2 separate regions of the Homo sapiens genome follow, and region 1 is linked to region 2. Evidence: chromatin contacts called from ENCODE Hi-C or POLR2A ChIA-PET data. All regions are on one chromosome and are shown on one strand. Each heading gives the region's core, a stretch centred on a gene start or an enhancer-like site at or near the end of the contact. The rest is flanking DNA. Distances are from core to core; before and after follow the strand shown. Region 1 overlaps CD44 (CD44 molecule (IN blood group)). Region 2 has its middle 38 kb from the start of CD44-DT.

The links. A loop is a pair of places that touch in the nucleus more often than their neighbours do. ChIA-PET counts read pairs that join two places held with the same protein, here RNA polymerase II (POLR2A). Pooled maps may share reads with other maps.
Region 1: a map of vagina shows a loop between it and region 2 (2.2-fold over the local background). The contact joins two enhancer-like sites. A Hi-C loop is called at or near these places in 25 of 168 maps with a recorded cell type or tissue (B cell, CD14-positive monocyte, CD4-positive, alpha-beta T cell and 19 more), 34 of 37 single-sample maps with no recorded cell type and 25 of 50 pooled maps. POLR2A ChIA-PET finds 5 or more read pairs at or near these places in 22 of 52 experiments (AG04449, AG04450, CD4-positive, alpha-beta T cell and 16 more).

The regions. Positions count from the first base shown.
Region 1 is chr11:35,157,391-35,160,090 of GRCh38, forward strand. The region is part of intron 1 of CD44 (CD44 molecule (IN blood group)); the gene reads left to right. Among named protein-coding and RNA genes, the nearest start is that of SNORD164, 4.2 kb to the right of the region's middle. Within about 2 kb of position 1,446, at least 13 of the 41 ENCODE cell types and tissues checked have a DNase peak (open chromatin) inside an H3K27ac peak, as active enhancers do; they include ascending aorta and heart right ventricle, where a contact is called at or near this core.
Region 2 is chr11:35,098,943-35,101,652 of GRCh38, forward strand. No RefSeq gene overlaps it. Among named protein-coding and RNA genes, the nearest start is that of CD44-DT, 38 kb to the right of the region's middle. Within about 2 kb of position 1,294, at least 5 of the 41 ENCODE cell types and tissues checked have a DNase peak (open chromatin) inside an H3K27ac peak, as active enhancers do; they include ascending aorta and heart right ventricle, where a contact is called at or near this core.

The DNA.
Region 1 (2,700 bases), core at 196-2,695, 59 kb after region 2:
TCTATCATCTATCTGTCATATATCTATCTCTATCTATTAATTATCTCTATCTTTATCTATTTATATCTATCATCTATCTGCCATATATCTATCTCTATCTCTTAATTGTCTCTATCTTTATCTATTTATATCTATCATCTATCTATATCTATCATCTTTTAACCTATCTGTTTCTATTGGAATAAGAGACAAGTGCTTGAAAAGCAGAGGAGAGTCAATACACAGGCCACATCTTCTCTCACTCCCTCCTTCCTCCTCATAGCTGTGAGCCACCCCAGTCCCTGTACCTGCTTCCTTGGCTGGCATCATCTAAGAAATCATCTCTTCCACAGTTTCCTGCAAGGGCATCACCCCAAGGGAAGCTGAACACATGCAACATCTGCCCACTCAGGATAAGTGTGAGGGATAAGGAGGAAACATTTTTCCTCTAGAGACAGGACTGTTGGGGCAAGGGCTGGGGAAGCAAGACATGGATACTCCAGGCTACTTCTTGCTGGGGCTGAGGGGAGTGCTCGGTGTGGCTCCCCTCTGGGACGTGTTTAGGGCAGCTCTCTCGCCTCTGAAACAAGCCTCATCAGATCATCCCCAGGCTTCCTTCCGCATAGTTTCTGATGATATAGGAAAGGAGCCCGATTATCTGTTTGAGCTTCCTGTTCTTTGTATTGTTTGGAAGGCTAAAGTCAACAGCCACTTTTGTATTCTGCATTGTTTGCGTTGTTAAAAACTCTGGAAAACTCATCTGGTTTCTTCTCCAAAAGTAGCTTCCCAGAGCCCTGGGAGACACTCAGAAATAAGATCCTTTTCAAATAGGCCAGCAGGGACCAGGGTCTCTCAGAACCAGCTTTCCTATCTTCTTCCAAAGGCCGGAATTGAGAAGGTTTACTCCAGCCCACATAATTGAGTCTCTGGGCTGTCAAGGACGCATTGGGGAGTTTGCTTCTGGTGTGCTGGGTGCTTAGAAAGCCGTATGAATTGCAGAGATAGAGTTGGGTTCCAGTTCTGCCAGTCACCAATTATGTGGCCTTAAGCAGTTTACTTAACTTTTCTGAGCCTCAATTTTCTCTTCTCTAAAATAGAGTTGTAATATACCTATGGCTTAGAGTTGTGTAAGGACTGACGCGATCACAGACTTGAAACCCTTGATAGAACGACTGGCATGGAGTAAGCATTCAACAGTCATAATTAAGGTCATTGTGATGATTACACTTGGGGCCTCTCCATTCACCATTTGCCCCAACTGTGTTCCTGCTGCACTTGAAAATGATTCCAGCTGCCTCTGGAAGATTTTCATCCCATTTCTGGGAAAAACATTAGCCAATAAACTCTCATTGAATTTGGCAGGGCGGGCACACCAGCAAGCTGACACTATGTGCATACAGGCTTCCTGGAACAACTGTTGCTGAGCAAATGAAGCAGCATGGAATGTTCCGGGAAGCAGGATTATTGCTGTAGCTGGTGAAAGTGAACTGGGAAACGCACTCCAGGTCCTGTCTTTACTTGCACAATTACAGTCAATCCCCAAGGCTGCTTGTCTCAGCAGGATCAGCCTCTTCCTGCCTTCTGTCCTGGCAGTGGGTGGTGGGGCTGGAGGAAGAAATGGTGTTTTCCTCCCTCTCCCATTGCAATTGTTTCCTTACAGTGCTGTTCTCTGAGGCCAGAGAACAGAAGGGCTCTTTCCAGAGGCAGTTTAACAGAGTAGCTTCCTTTTCATTCTGAGAAGTTTGGAGTTTCCCAGAGTCCACTTCCTCCCTAGAAGCGCAAGCTTGGAATTTCTTGGTTGCCAATGAGGTGCCAGCTTCTGAGTGCATAAAGTGTGTCCATCGTTTTTAATCAATTCTCTCATCTCCAAAAATACCTTTAATTGCCTTTAGCTGCTTAGTTCTGCTGTCCTCTAAAGAAAACAAGATCTGGCCACTCCCAGCCACACCTCAGAAGTGAGTAAGGCTTTTGCACCTTTTAATAGGAGTATTTACATGTGTGTCGGTTTCTCATCTGCTTTTAATTTCATTAGAGTGTGATTTTGGACTGTTGTTTGAGATGAAAGAGCAGATTATCAAAGTGCAGATGATTTTTTCATGGTGCAAACACATCATAAATTAGAAACTATGAGACCCCTTTGCAGCGGGGAAGACTGGGGCCAGTCATCCAAGGTTTCATCTTCCTGTAGGAGAAGGGAAAAAAAACGGACATTTATTAACTATCTGTTATGATCCAGACTCTCTACTGGTGCTTTTTGTATATTTATTCTCTAACTCCCATCAACTTCTCTTTGAGAGAGGCAGCAAATGACAACTGAATAAATGAATGGCTGAATTTCATCAGAGCCAGTTTACAGGCAGAGAAACTGAGGCTCATAAAGCGGACGTAACCTGCCTGAGATGTCTCAGCTTTTATATGGTGGGGCTGGAATTCAATTCAGAGCTCCTTCTCCCTTTTAACACTACACTGCAAGTTCCCATTCAGCTTCATGGGATTAATCCTGTTCTTCTGTCCCTAGAATGGAGCCTTGAAAGTTCAAGGTGTCTCCTTTTCCTAAGAAACTGGATTTTTCTGGCTCCTTGAGAATTGAGGAGCTCAAAACAATTGAGAACTCTTGGGAGGCATCTTCAGGAAAGGAGGTGGTGGAAACTTTCCTCTCCTCACTCTCCCCAGGGGCAATGGGGCCTCCAAGGCCATCAAAGATCAAGGTGCCAGGTGGGG
Region 2 (2,710 bases), core at 44-2,543:
CCCAGCAAATGTCCAGTGGTGTTGGCCTTGGACACAAACACCCCAGCCTGCCCCAGACAGAGGTGCTTGCTCTGATCCCACTGGGGACTGGATACAGAGGCTCTGCTACTGCTGCGTGTGGCTTTGTCACAGTGCTGCCCAAACAGATTTCTCAAGGCTCCTTCCTCATATTGCTTTTGACCGAATTGAAGTCGTTAGTGGTTGTATCTGCATGGTACTGCCTAAGACCCAGCCTATAGCCCAACTACAAGAGAGGATGGAATAGTAAATTCCAATTTCTACTTTATGAAGGCAGGGCTCACAATGTAGGACATTTTCCCAATACAGAAAAGACTTTGAATACACACTTAGTGGTCATAAACATTATATATCTTAACATTCTTTTTAAACCACCTATCTGCAAGTAAAGTGAATGTTTTGGAAACATACACCCTGTTTTTCTAAGCTTTGTGTATCTTTCATAATCTGTGTAATCCCAAGGGTACATGCACTGCAGTTTGAAAATCCAGGCCCTAGGCCCTCCAGAGGCATTGTCCGTTTTCATGGAATGTACTAGAGATGAGTCATCCTCAGAAAGAGAGTACAGTTTCCATCTCCTAAGAGTGGAGGCACATTCAAAGCAATTTGAATAATCCCAGGTATGAAATTATCATATTAGGCTCACGAAACTGATGCCCTTTAATGGCTTTAGAATCACCAGTCCCACTATGAACACACATCTCCTAATGCTTACACCAATGTCGGTTTCCATGTCTTCGTCCCACCTTTTCCCAGGGCAGGCTTAGTTCCTATCTAGTCAGAGGAATTCAGGTTCATTCAGCACATTTCATGTCCAGTTTTGTTTACAGTAAAGGATCAAGCCTCTCTTCTGTCATGGCTAATAATTCCCGTTAGAAATAGAAGCCACTGGGAAAAAGTCACGAAAAAGCCAGCACTCTTTTCTGGGAACTTCAACTTTTCTTATTTACATGACCTGAAGTTTCATCATCTTCATTAGCAGAAAGCCCCAAGTCTGTAATTGAATCTTTGAGAGAAGCAATACAATTCAAATTTCCCTGTGGCTTGAAGGTAGTGGGATTGGCACTGTGGAGGTTAACATTCTCTCTGCAAACTACAGGATGACATTCTCCTAACAGCACAGCCCTGTCATTGTTTGGGAAACAATTCTCCAGGGAGTGGACTGTAAAACCACTGGCCAAATTTCAAGTATGTCCGTGCAGAATGAGAGTTATTTTTCCAGTTGGTCACTAGAAATAGAGCCCAGGCAAGGGCCTGAAGAATGGAAAGTATGGTTCATAGCAGTTTTTTATTCTAAAAATAGAATGATACTCACGTCTGTAATCCCAGGACTTTGGGAGGCCAAGGCGGGCGGATCACCTGAGGTCGGGAGTTCAAGACCAGCCTGACCAAAATGGAGAAACCCCGTCTCTACTAAAAATACAAAACTAGCCGAGCATGGTGGCACATGCCTGTAATCCCAGCTACTCGGGAGGCTGAGGCAGGAGAATGGCTTGAACCTGGGAGGCAGAGGTTGCAGTGAGCTGAGATCGCACAATTGCATTCCAGCCTGGGCAACAACAGTAAAGCTCCATCTCAAAAAAAAAAAAAAAAAAAAAATTAAAGATAGCTTTGCTGTGCAAGAGACAAGATTTTAGGGCTCTAGCCCAGGGGTGAGAGGAAGGCTGTCCTGGTCAGCAAGGCAGCAGGGTCTTAATCTGCTGAGACACCACTTCCCTGCTTCAGTAGGAGCCTCATCTCTTGAAATCTGACTTCAGGACACTGAGCATAGCCCTCTTGCTGCCCAGCCCGCTATATTCCACAGGAAGGGTAAGACCCTTCCATCTCTCACCATGCTGCCCAGACCAGTGTGTTAGGTTGCCAAAGCTTGCGTTGGGACAGACCTGGGGTCATTAATACTACTTGTATTAGCTCCAAGAATAACCAATATTTTGGAAGAGGTAATACATAAATACTTAAGGTGGTGACAGATATATTTGCTGGATGGACAGGATGTGGGCCCATACAGTCTCACATGAATTTGAAACATGACTTGTGTTTCCCCGAGAGGACATGAGTCTGGGTGGCAAAGGTGGGGTGCAGTAGACAGCCATAAATCATGTTTCACTGGCCCCCTTGCTATTCATACTTCAATTCTTCTCAAAGTGTCACTCGAGTATTTCTGAGCATTCTTAGGGGTATGTCAAATATGCTCCTAAATAAGCCCTTGCCATTTCCATTTGGTGCCTGCCATTTTCCTCTTGTGCACCTCTGGCCCCTCAGTGGAGTCTCATGGCCATGATTCTTTAGCTGGCAACCACTGGGAGAACCCTCATACCCATGGCTTCCTCTGTGCACTCAAGGCTCAGCTCCATGACAATGGGAAATCTTCACTGCTCAGATTTTTCTCACAGCTTGTCTTTCCCTAGAACTCTCACATTGAGTCCACGTGGCACTGGACCCAATATTGACATAGTCATGATGTCACCATCCTGGATCCAAAATCATCCCGTCCTTCACACAACAAATGCTTTGTCATCTGGGCACGCTTCTCTGCTGAAATTCTCTCCTTAGAGTTCCAGTCCCAATCTGATGACTTATGGTGGGCAAAGCATTTAACCTCTCTGGGTTTCAATTTACTTATTTATAAAATAGGGGATGTGAGCTAGATATCTTCTAGAGTCTCTTCTATTCCAGGGTTTGCTGACCCCTT